2 separate regions of the Homo sapiens genome follow, and region 2 is linked to region 1. A link is a contact called in ENCODE Hi-C data. All regions are on one chromosome and are shown on one strand. The core of a region is the stretch at or near the end of the contact, and the rest is flanking DNA. Distances in the headings are between cores, read along the strand shown. Region 1 overlaps CREB5 (cAMP responsive element binding protein 5). Region 2 overlaps CREB5 (cAMP responsive element binding protein 5).

Region 1 (5,903 bases), core at 2,258-4,757:
GGGGGCTTCCCTTCTTCACAGTTTCACCCAGTTCTTATTCACAGAAGGTGCTGTTCTCCTAGCACTTAATAATTCAATAATGAGAGTTGGAAGCTGTCCCAGCAGGAGATGTTATGAAACAACCTTAAAGAATAATAGAGGGGGAAAAAGAGCAGCGCTCTATTTTTAAAAAATCAGAGCCTTTCTTGGAGGCCATGAAATTCTAGGTTCAAGTTAATTATCACCAACAAATATTTATTCACATGATGAATATTTATTGAATGACTCCTTTGAGCAGCAGTATAGGTGTCATAGTGGTGTCATATTGGCACAGAGATGACAGGAAGCCATTCCTTATAAGCTAGTAGGGCAGAGACATTTGACATAACTGATTATGAAATGAGGCAAACTTTGAAAGCGCTGCATTAAAGGTACACAGAGAAAAGCTTTATGAGAACGTGATAGGAAGACATCGCTTCTAGGTGGAGGGTTGCAGGGAAGCTTAATGAAGGAGATGGCATTGATGCTGAATGTGAAAAATTGGATAGAACTTCAGCTAGGGGAGCTGGAGGGGACTATCAGTCCTGAGGGTACACTGAGCCAGGAAAGGTTGTTGGAAACAACTGTCCTGCTTGGCTTCCATTTCTTTCTTAAAGACCATTAGAACTTGGTGTCCCTGTGTGTGCCACTGGGTGAGACCATGATACAACCTGGGACAGAGCTAGAGAAGAAGGAGGAGATGCTTTAAAAATTTCCCTCATTTGCACCAACTGCACTCCTCCTGATCCTTTCAGAAATGACATGTTATTCAAACTCTGGAAAAATCAGTTTCATCTATTTTTTTTTAATCCTGAGTCAACACATCTGCTTCCTTATCAGATGCTGCTCTGATTTCAGGCCTGGTATTGCCATAGGCTCCCCTGAGTAGCCACCCACACAGTAAACAGTTGTCCCACTTTTCAGGGCTCCAGGCTGCCTGTTGGCTCTGTCTAGGTAATCCTGCGGGACCAGTAGGGCTCTCTGATTCCAGATCTATACACAGATACAGTCACACGCAGCTGGGACTTGCCTCCCGTCTCAGCAGGCATGATCTCTGTGATCCTCCCCTGGGAGGTGGAGGCCTACTAGGCCTTGGGTGAACACCCACCCCTGGCTAGACAACACCCCCAACCCCTTGATTCCTGGATAACAAGCTACCAATGGAGTCAGGCTAGCAATCTGAATATAAATGACTTACTTTCTCGATTTAATGAGAAAGAATAAATTACTTGCAATAGGAGGTTAGGTATGGTTCTGACATTGCAATATTCTCTTCAAGTTAACAGCAGGCATTTGTTACATGCTCAGAGAATTTTATGATTTATAAAGAACTTTCCAAAACAGAATATAATTTGATTCTTGTTAGAGGCTCTATCATTCTCACTTTATAGATAAAGAAATTGAGGAATTCGTTGGTTAAGAAAATAAAAATAGCCACTCTCATTGGGCACATGGCCAAGTCCTGTTCTAAACACTTTAGATTTAACTCATTTAAGCCTTTAAATCATCTTATGAGGCAGATATCATCATTATTGTCCCCATTTTGCTGCTGAAGAAAGCAGGCATGGAGAAGTTATGAACTTGCTCAAAGGCCTGCAGCTAGTAAACAGTAGAGGTGGGGTTTGAACTCAGCCATCGTGGCTCCAAGGTTACACTAGATGGCCTATAGCTTGGATCTGGAAGAGAAGATCTTTCCAAATCTGCCATTCATCCAACAAAGCAGACACCTGGATCTCACAGGGAATGTTCCTCACTGGCAAATGTTTCTGCTGGACAAATGTCTTCTCTTTTATTGGCCTGTTATAACTAGAGTGGACTTTGAGAGCGCTAAAAAGAGAACATTGTTTGCTGCCTGTTTATTTTTCCGTCATTCTACACTGAGACAGGCACCATCCTCTTCAGTGAGAAAACCACACAAATAAACCCCCTTCTTGAGCTAGGCATGGTGGCTCATGCCTGTATTCCCAGCTACTTCAGAGACTGGAGGATCACTTGAGGCCAGGAGTTTGAGACCAGCTTGGGCAACATAGCAAGACCCTCATCTCTAAAATAAATGTGTCATGTACATAAAACTATCATTCATGAAATAAAATAAGCCCACCTCTGTTACTCCAGGATGACGATGAAGGAAACCCTGAGAATCAAGAGGGCATTTCCAAGTCTTGTGGGGAGCAGAGGCTCATAGGAAATAGCACTGAACACAGAGCCAGACAACCTGGATGTTGGTCATGTGCCAAAGGTGAGATCTTAGGTTAGTTGTATTTTCTGAGCCTCGGGTGTATTAAGGAAGAGGCAGAGCCTCTTCTGCCCATTTTCTGTTATAAAAAATATGTGAAAATTATTTGAAATACTATACATTACATGCCATACTTTTAAAAATGAAATTTGATGGGTTTCTAAGCCTCTGCAGAATTTGGGCATCATTTTAATAAAATAGACTTGATGAAGTGAAGCTTCTCAAAATAATAATTTTTAAAACGGTACAATTTTAACTGGGGATATATTTAATCTGTATAGATAAGGGAAACAATTTTTGCAGTCGTCTCATAGATTCTTCTAGAAAAACTCAGAACAAACCAAACTTTTTAGAATTTATTTCACTTTGTTCTTGTTTTATTATTATTATTTTTAAAGAGGCAGGGTCTCACTATGTTACCCAGGCTGGTCCTTTAATTTCTTCCATATGGAAGTCCTTTTATTTCTTCTATAACTAAATCCATTTGGAAGAGGGGGGTGCCACTCATACCTAGTGTCTCAGTGAACAGTGCTAAAAGGGAATTCTGTGATTAAAGAATCATAGAGCTTCTTTTCCCTGTGAAAGCACACCCTCTAAGGCTGTGTCTCAGCATCTCCAGATCTTCACGCTCTGGTGCCTAATAAAAGATCATCGTTATCTCTGGAGGGAATTCTCTCAGGTAGTGAAGGTAGGCAGAAGGTAAGTTTCTAGATACAAATTATATTTGGCCTCGTGGAGATACTAGGAACTGTATATCCAGGAAATGCCTATTCCCTCCTCTTTTCCATAACTGGCCTCAGGCTCGCCCCATTTTAACCCTCTCATTGACATCCAGAGCCGCTACGGTCAAAGAGGAGGCGGCCACGAATTGACCTGAATTCAGTAATAAGCCTATCTAGTCAACCACTTCAGAGTCAGGAGTTGTCTATACAGATAGCCAAGTCTTCCTAGAAATACTGTTACCAAAGAGAGAATCAAATGGAAAAAAGACACAGTCTGTGATCCAGTCGGTATTAAAGAATAAAGGAATACTTGCTGGAATTAACATTTCGCAAACCCAATAAGAAGTCCCTAAAATTAATTTTACCTAAATCCCAGCCCCAAATTTGGAATTGAATGCTAATCCAAAAAGTTATGTTAAATCTCTACTTCCAAAATAATTTTAGAATGATGTGGCCATTTCCACAGGCCTAATATGGCAGCATCTCCCAAGGGCCATCAGAACCAAGTGGCCTTGGAATTGTGCAGTGAGACGAGGACAGCCCCTTGAGACATCCAGATTAGAATCAGTCATAAGGTCCAATCTAGTCTTGGCTGGCCTTGGGGATTCGGGGTTGGGGGGTGGGGGTCACAGGGCATCCACATCTCTGGTAGCATAATTCTTGCCAGGTCAGGTGGTGTGTAAAAAATTATAGGCATGCAGGGTCACTGGAAAATGTTGAGAGCCAGAAAGTTTGGGTTATGATAGTTATGAACAAGGGAAAGTATTTACAATACCCCTTTTGCCCCAAAATAGATTTTAAACACTATACAAGCACAATGGAATGTGTTCATTCATTTCTAACCGGATTGTCTTCTACTCTCATGTTTAGGTCATAGCTATTTCTAGGCTTTCATGTGACAAGACCTTCACAGACTAAATTCAGTGGTGTCACCTTCTGAACAAAGTGGCCACATGCGCTGTGGTTTTCCCTTGTTTATTTTGTCTTGTTTTGTTTTACACAGCCAGTATCACTAGCCTCCTGATCAAGGTTAGTAGATAGAATTCAACCCCGTTCATTTAAAAGAGTGATAAATTTATGCCAGCCCATGATCTCACTCCCCTGAGTAGCAGAATGTGTCTGTGGTGCGCTGTGAAGTCAACCTTCCGGACACAAGTGTTCTGTGTGACCCTGAAACTACACCTGAAAGACAGGATGATGTCGTCATACCAAGCAAGCATTCTGACTGCAACTTAAAGTATTAAGGACAACATATATCCAGAGGTGAAAAGAAAATGAAAATGGCTGATTTATTGTTTTAATTGAGGAAGAGCCTGTAATCCAAATAAACTATGTTGATGGAAAAGACTCACCCAAACGCCAAGGTGAAATTTCCTAATACTTCTGCCAATTTGTTAGCGAATAGATGATGAGGAAGTCTCAGGTGGATTCTACTTGTACAAGGCCAAAAAAGATCTTATTACCAGGGTGGAGGTCAATGATTAACACTGTGATATGAAGTCATATTTCTTGTAAAGCAGCTCTTTGCAGTGTGCCAGGTTTGAGATAGTGTGCACACAATGTGACTACTCAACAATTAACGTGTTTTCCTGTGAGCGAAACTTGGTGAGGAGGGTGGCACATTTCTCTTTCCGCAATGTGAATTCTTACACATATACACACATTCTCTCTCTCTCTCTCTCACACACACACACACACACACACACACACACACACTCCCCACACCCTTCAATCATATATCCCCTTAGAGATGTTCATTACATCAGCCATGCAGAAGGAGAAAGAAAACCCTTACCCACCTGTAGCCACCAGACATGCCCTCTATAAGGCAGCTATTTACAAGACTATGAAGACATGCTCTAGAAATGAAGGGACATGCAAAGGCGTAGAAAGAACAAAAAGAAAATTACACCATTCTATAACTGCCAGGGCTGAGAAGAACAGAATATTAGCTGACATTTCTTAAAATTGTGTTCTGTGTACTGAGTACTTTATATGCTTTATCTTGTTTAATCCTTACATCAACCTCTTGAGGTACAGATTATATTTATTACTGTTTTAGAGATGAAGAAACTGAGGCTCAGAGATGTTCAATGACTTATTTATGGGCACACAAGCCATTCTAAATCACCATGGAATGCAAGTTAAAATATTCCCACCAGCTGGGTGTGGTGGCTCATGCCTGTAATCCTAGAACTTTGGGAGGCCGAGGCAAAAGGATCACTTCAGCCCATGGTTTCAAGACCAGCCTGGGTAACATAGTGAGACCCCCATCTCTATTTTTGAAAATAATAATAATTTTAAAAATACTCCCACCTTCTTCTGGTTTTTTTCTTTTTGAGACAGAGTCTTGGAGTGCACTGGTGCAATCTCAGCTCACTGCAACCCCCGTCTCCCGGGTTCAAGGGATTCACCTGCCTCAGCCTCCAGAGTAGCTGGGATTACAGGCACCCACCACCATGCCCGGCTAATTTTTGTAGTTTTAGTAGAGACAGGGTTTCACCATGTTGACCAGGCTGGTCTTGAACTCCTGACCTCAGGTGATCCAGCTGCCTCAGCCTCCCAAAGTGCTGGAATTACAGGCATGAGCCACTGCACCTGTCCCCATCTACTTCTTTATAGGAGGATGCATGGAATGGCAACTTATCACTGCGTCCAGCCCATAGGAATACAGGCATACCTAGAATACGTTCTGAGCATGCACACATAGATGTACCATGTACAGTCAAGCTAATCTTCCTGTTACCAAAAGTTTTGTCCTTGTGATTGCCTCTAGGCATATTCTAATATTTTTAGCCAGAGTCATCATAAAAAAGAGTCTTTATATGTCAAAATAGCTTTATAGATCAAACTGCATGATCTGAAATGCCGCTTCTCTGTTTGCGAGGGTTAAATGGTTGTCTCAGGCCAGAGTTTAGTTCATATTC
Region 2 (5,856 bases), core at 2,917-5,416, 110 kb before region 1:
TGGTTACAAATTGTGTAACCTTGTGCAAGGAAGCTCGTTTCTTCATTTATAAAATAGTATCGACTCTTGTTACCTCATAGAATCATGCGAGATCTAGATTCTAGACAATATGAGTGAAAATGTTAATTGCAAAATCCTGCATAAATATTAATTTTGTCTTCTATAAACACACAATAGTTATATGTGTATATTAGGGACCTAGGTGTATATGTGTGCCTCTTAATAAATAAATTAGTTGCTAATAAAACAATATTCAACAAAACCCACTCTTTCACACATCCCTTATCTGTAATGCCGAATTTACGAACAGCTGTGGTATGCTCTCTGTGAAATGCAAGGAGCTCAGTATCTTGGAGATTAGGTCAAGAATGGGAAAAAATGCAGATGGGGATTTTGCTGCATGGAATCCAAGTCAGCCATTTGGGTGCTGAAAGTTGCTTGCCCAGAGGGAATCAAGAGACATTGCCTCTAAAGGGCTGATTCGGTGGGGGATATTACACCATTTTCTGCTTCATGGGTATTAAGATATTCTTTGAATCAGACAATTTACTGATTTACTGGGCTTAACTATTCTCTGTATGATTTAGAAAAGTAAATATAATTCTAGTTTCTTATAATATAGGAATTTATAAAGAGAATGCAGGAATGGCAAATTTGTTTCAACTTGAGGGCACCTCTTCAGTTGACTGGTTAATGGCTTAGAGAACTATGCAGAGATTTTGAGACAGTCTAGATCAAGCTGGGAAAATGCCATAATTAATCTAATCCAGTCTACTACAGGGTTAGGTGGGAATAATACATGTACACAGTGGAAATAGCATTGAGGCCTTGGTTATAATCCTGTTGTCTCTACCATTTATCTGGGAGACCTTAAGCAAGACTGTTAATTACTCTGGGCCTCTGTTTTTCTGATCTGCAAAAATTTAGCATGGCTAGGCTTTCTTCCGTGGTCCTTTCTGCTTCTAATATCTCCTGTTTCTGAGAAAAGACCATTTACACAATTTTATTTGTCTCAACTCAAGTACACCTTCACCAAGGAAGATGATTGCACTCAATGACGATGGAAGTGCAATTCTACTCTACTTACCTTCTATTTAATGGAATCTTGTGAGATCTAGATTCTCAAGAATTGTATGAAAATACTTTATAAACTGCAAATGCTGCATATATATTAAGCTACAAATAGTGGCTTCAGCTCCATCAGTTTTATAAGTAGAAAGCTCTGTAGAAAGTAAAAAATATGAAAGAAATTCTTTTCCTTTTAAAGAGCATTTGCAGAACATTCTTTTTTTGGCTATAGCAAAGGAAAATAAAATTAATAATGACATTTTTAAAGGATGAAAGCTGAATGTGTTTGACTTGGAACTTTTTATCATCCTTCTATGATTTTCAGAAAGAGAGACAGAATTGTTAAGTTTTCTTTCTCCATTAAGAAAAATGAATTAACATGCTTGTTTGTTTCTTTTTGTTTACTATAAGAATTTGCAAAATCCTTTTTCTTTCCAGCCCCCTGAAGTCAGGCTTAACATTGGGTCAGATTTTTTTTTGGCCTTATTTTAGCAAAATCATTTTCTTTTTAAAGTTCAAAATAAATATAGAAAGAAAAAGGGTCATTCCACATGTTTCAATGTGTATTCAAATGGTACAGACTTCAGACAAGTGGAGAGTGAGATCTCCTGAAGTTGTCTGGAGGGAGTTCAGCAAAAGCCCTCGCAGACTACAGCCTTCTGTCTACTGTATTCCTGCTTCGGAATTTACGGTTTTATTTTCTTGCATATCGTTATGTTATTTAAAGGGCCAAGAGACTGGATGGCTAGTGGACATTTTAATTAAGGCAAGGGGAGGGGATTAGTGAATCTAGCTCATGCTTGCTACTGGCTTTTGAGAAAAAAGACCCATTTATGAGCTCTCCGACTCTGTTTTCAGATCAAACTCCGACCCCAACGAGATTCCTGAAGAACTGCGAGGAGGTGGGCCTCTTCAGCGAGCTGGACTGCTCCCTGGAGCACGAGTTCAGGAAGGCTCAGGAAGAGGAGAGCAGCAAGCGGGTAGGTTTGCTTGGATGGCCGCCTTGAGAGGTGTCCTGCTAGAAACTTCCACGAGGAAACTAGGTGGCACTGCACTGCAGATTGTGTTGATGTGGCCTTGAAGTATTTTAGCCATTTGTGAGTATTTGTCTAATTTTTTTTAAAAGATTACTCCTTGATTATGGCAGAATTCAAAGCTAGATAAATCAAAAATTTAGTCAAACTTACAGATTTTTTCTATTCTCAATCAGCTGTTTTACTTTGCTAAGTATTTAATAGCAAACCTTTTGTGAGCAGTGAGTGCAGAAGAATAGAGCCAATGGGTGAGAGAACAGGCGAGTAATCTTCATGGTAGAAGAGGGGATTTCATCAGACTTTGGCCCATGTTGTAACTGTCTGTTTTCGATAATCTTTCCAGTCATTCTGCACCAAATTCATAATTATTTCCTGGTCATATTACCTTGTTCTAGTATTGAACATCTGTTGTTGCTGAGACAAATAAGTTGAGTACAACTGTGAATCATTTGTTCTTAAAAATGTAGGAAAATCATTTTGTGAAACCCTTAAGAATATATTCGGTGTTTATGGGAATGTGCTGAAATTTAAAATCACTTTACAAGAATAATGAAAGGAGATGGTGGTCACAAGTCAATGTGATGAGGATGCTTTTTGGTATTTTGTTCATTGTTATTATACAGCATTATTGAATGCCCACATTGTATTAAGAAACAAATTAGATACAGTCTGTGAACAGAAATTCAAAATGTGAAAGGTGATTGAAAGGAAAGACCAGTTAGGTAGTAATGAATTCTGAAGTCCAGCTGTTCCATCCGGAAAAGAAATTTTAAAAGGTTCTGATATTTCTCTAAGTGTTTCAAAGCCTTTTAGTCCTTGTCTATGTGAAATTATAATAATCCCCCCTCCACCAGATTTTTCCTGTCACATTCTCATGTCATAATAGTCAAGGGCTTGTATTTAGCCTGTATGGCTTCAGGAGAAACCATGAAAATAAGTGATGCTTACAAGAGGGGTACAAAATCTCAGTCAACTCGTTTTACTTATTTATAATTAATTTATCATGCATGCTTGACTCTCTCCTCCACTCCCCCTCAAAGGATATGAAGTGCCTTTTTTCTTTTTTAAACAAGCACTTACATAGCAACTATTATTTGCCAGCCAAATAATAAGGTTCTGAGCACTTTAAAAAATTAACTTAATAAAAATAAAAGACATGCATTCTATATTTTGTTGCAATAGAAATGTATATGTATATATATTTAAAACCATAAAAATAGCATGCAAGAGAGGAAGAAATTCTCATCATCTAGTCAACTTCCTTTGGTTGAGTAATAAATTTTTTTTTTGATAGACATGTGTATGTAGAAGACTAAGGAATTAAGTTCATTCATTCCTCAAGATAGTCAAAGCTGGCTTCTTAAACTGAACTATAAGAAAGATGTGTATTTCATCCATATTGTCTTCATTTCTGATAGAATGGTTTTACCTCAAGTGTGTGCCCTTGATTTTACTAAAGACATTTTTCCAAGAACAGTTTCGTGAAGCCCGTGGTCGGGGTGTGGTTTTAGATATTCTCCATTGCATTATTCATGATTTCTTATATGAAGCCCTGTGTGAGGAAATTCTTGCAGATCTGAATTCCAGGAAATGGTTTGCTTCCCCTGAGGAACTGAAATATTTTTCTCCTTATGGACATGAGAATCATGTAACTGGTTCTGTTTCTCTTTTCGCTTTGACTGCCAGGTTAACACAAAGCCAAGTTTACTGCTAAACTTTGAAAACCTTTTCGAACATTGTGACGAGCATATTTTACTTCCTCCCTAGACCAGACTTTCAGTTCTAGTTTATATTTTCTCTGGTTCTGATTTTTAATTTAAAAAACATTGTCATGCTATACATGTTTCGTGAGTTGCTTTAAATTTCTTGTGGGTTGAAAAAGAGTATAGATAATTAAATTTTAAAAATTAAAATAATTAAGCAACCAAAGTAAGAAAAGGAACTATTGCAGCTGTAGAAACATGTTATTTTCTCTCTTTTAAGTGTTGCTCATAGCCATGTGATGCTTTCATGATAGGTGTGTGGGTGGGGAACGGCCAGCCTCCCCATGGTCTAGGGCCAGCATCTCAGGACACCGCCGTCTCATGCCTCAGCCTCACTTGCACGCATGGGAAGCTGGACAATATTCAGGCTGTTGAGGCTTCTTCTTCCTTTGCCTCATTCAAACCAGAGGGGCCAAATCCAGCCTCAGGTGGCCATGGTTACACGAGAGGGCATTGTCTTGAGGGCTAAACCACAATGACTCCTCTGGCAGCAAAGACGGCTGTGTTGGTGGCTTTGGCTCTGGCATTTCTTTGGAAGTCACAGGGCAGGGAAATGAGGAGTAGGAATAATGCTCCCCCGCCTGACAATATTCTTTTACCTACCCCTTTGACCAGGTTTTTCCAGCTGTCAACATCCTTGGCATCCTGCCACCCCAGCTCTTCTTTCCCTGCTTAAAAAGCAGAAACACAGGTTCTTATTCAGTGCCTATCTTATCATTTTTTAGTATTCTTTTCTTTTTCCTTTTGGTCTACATTCTGACAATTATTTCTTTTTAATTCTACATCTCTAGTTGTCTTCTGATTTCTTTTCCTCTGAGTCTTTAGACTTGCATTGGTTCCCTCATTAGGTTTTAGTAAAGTGGAAGATGGATTAATTTATCTGGAGAATTTGGCTAAAGAAAGTTCTTGCTTGAACTTTCTATGTGTCTTACACAAAAAATATTGGAAAGATTGGACTGGTTCTGCACACCACCTTTAAAACTTCTAGCTGCAGTTGGTCTAGAAAATTCTGTTAAAGAGCAAATAGAGAATTGATCCTTACTTGACCCATGTGGCTGTCCATTGGGGAAAAGTCTGTTGTACAGACTCTGTCTCTAATCCCAGCATCCTTTTCCAGAAGCATCCCAATGTGTATATAGAATCAGCGCAGGCTGTAAGCAGGTTATGTCCACTGGAGAAAGCCCTCATTATCTGTATTAATACTATACATAGCAGACAACACGTTCCATAATAGCCTCAATTTCCATATTAATAGAAGCTTATAACCTCATAAATCTTTAATAAGAGAATTGTTTCCCCTTAGAAAAGCATGTTGTAATTCACTATCAGGTATCATAAATGTCAACTTGCCAATGGCTTAGAACTCAGACTAGTTCATATCCTGAAATATATAAGAAATTTTGTTCATCATTTTTCATTCAAGAAACATTTTCAAGTGCCCACCACATGGCAGGCACTGTCCAAGGCATTGTTGAATATACCACTGAATAAAGATGATAAAAAACAAACAAAAATACCTGCCTTCAGGTAGTTTACCTCTAGGGGGCAAGAGAAACAATAAATATGTGAAAAAAAAATCTATAACATGTCAGATGGTGATAAGTGTGATGGAGAAAGGAATAGCAGGGAAGGGGCACAGGGCATGCTGCGGGTGGTCAGGCAGGCATTGATGGTTAGTAGATGTGCAAGCAGAGACCCAAAGTGGGAGGAGGTCTGAACCAGGTACGTACTGGGGAGAAGAATGTTTCAAGCTGAAAGCACATAAGTGCAAAGGCCTGAGGCTGGAGGGTGCTCTGTGTGTTGGAGGAATTACAAAGAGACCCAAGGCGGGTGTAATAAGGCTAGAGATCCGGGTCTGGGAGGGCAGATCCTGGGAGGCCTTGTAAAGGGGCTTTGGCTTCAACTGAGTGAGATGGGAAACTATAGGACAATTTTTTGGGCTTTTTTTGAGACAGGTTCTTACTCTGTTGCCCAGGCTGGAGCGCAGTGGT

Evidence for each region. Hi-C counts contacts between places; a loop is a spot of excess contacts on that map. Pooled maps may share reads with other maps.
Region 2: a loop to region 1 is called in a map of Calu3, with 2.7 times the contacts of the local background. The contact joins two enhancer-like sites. A Hi-C loop is called at or near these places in 5 of 168 maps with a recorded cell type or tissue (Calu3, OCI-LY7, PC-9 and 2 more), 11 of 37 single-sample maps with no recorded cell type and 8 of 50 pooled maps.

Annotation. Positions count from the first base shown.
Region 1 is chr7:28,617,603-28,623,505 of GRCh38, forward strand. The region is part of intron 5 of CREB5 (cAMP responsive element binding protein 5); the gene reads left to right. Among named protein-coding and RNA genes, the nearest start is that of CREB5, 210 kb to the left of the region's middle. Within about 2 kb of position 3,508, at least 2 of the 41 ENCODE cell types and tissues checked have a DNase peak (open chromatin) inside an H3K27ac peak, as active enhancers do.
Region 2 is chr7:28,505,690-28,511,545 of GRCh38, forward strand. It overlaps CREB5 (cAMP responsive element binding protein 5), which reads left to right. Exons shown (of 11, transcript NM_182898.4): 4 at 1,927-2,048. Among named protein-coding and RNA genes, the nearest start is that of CREB5, 96 kb to the left of the region's middle. Within about 2 kb of position 4,167, at least 7 of the 41 ENCODE cell types and tissues checked have a DNase peak (open chromatin) inside an H3K27ac peak, as active enhancers do.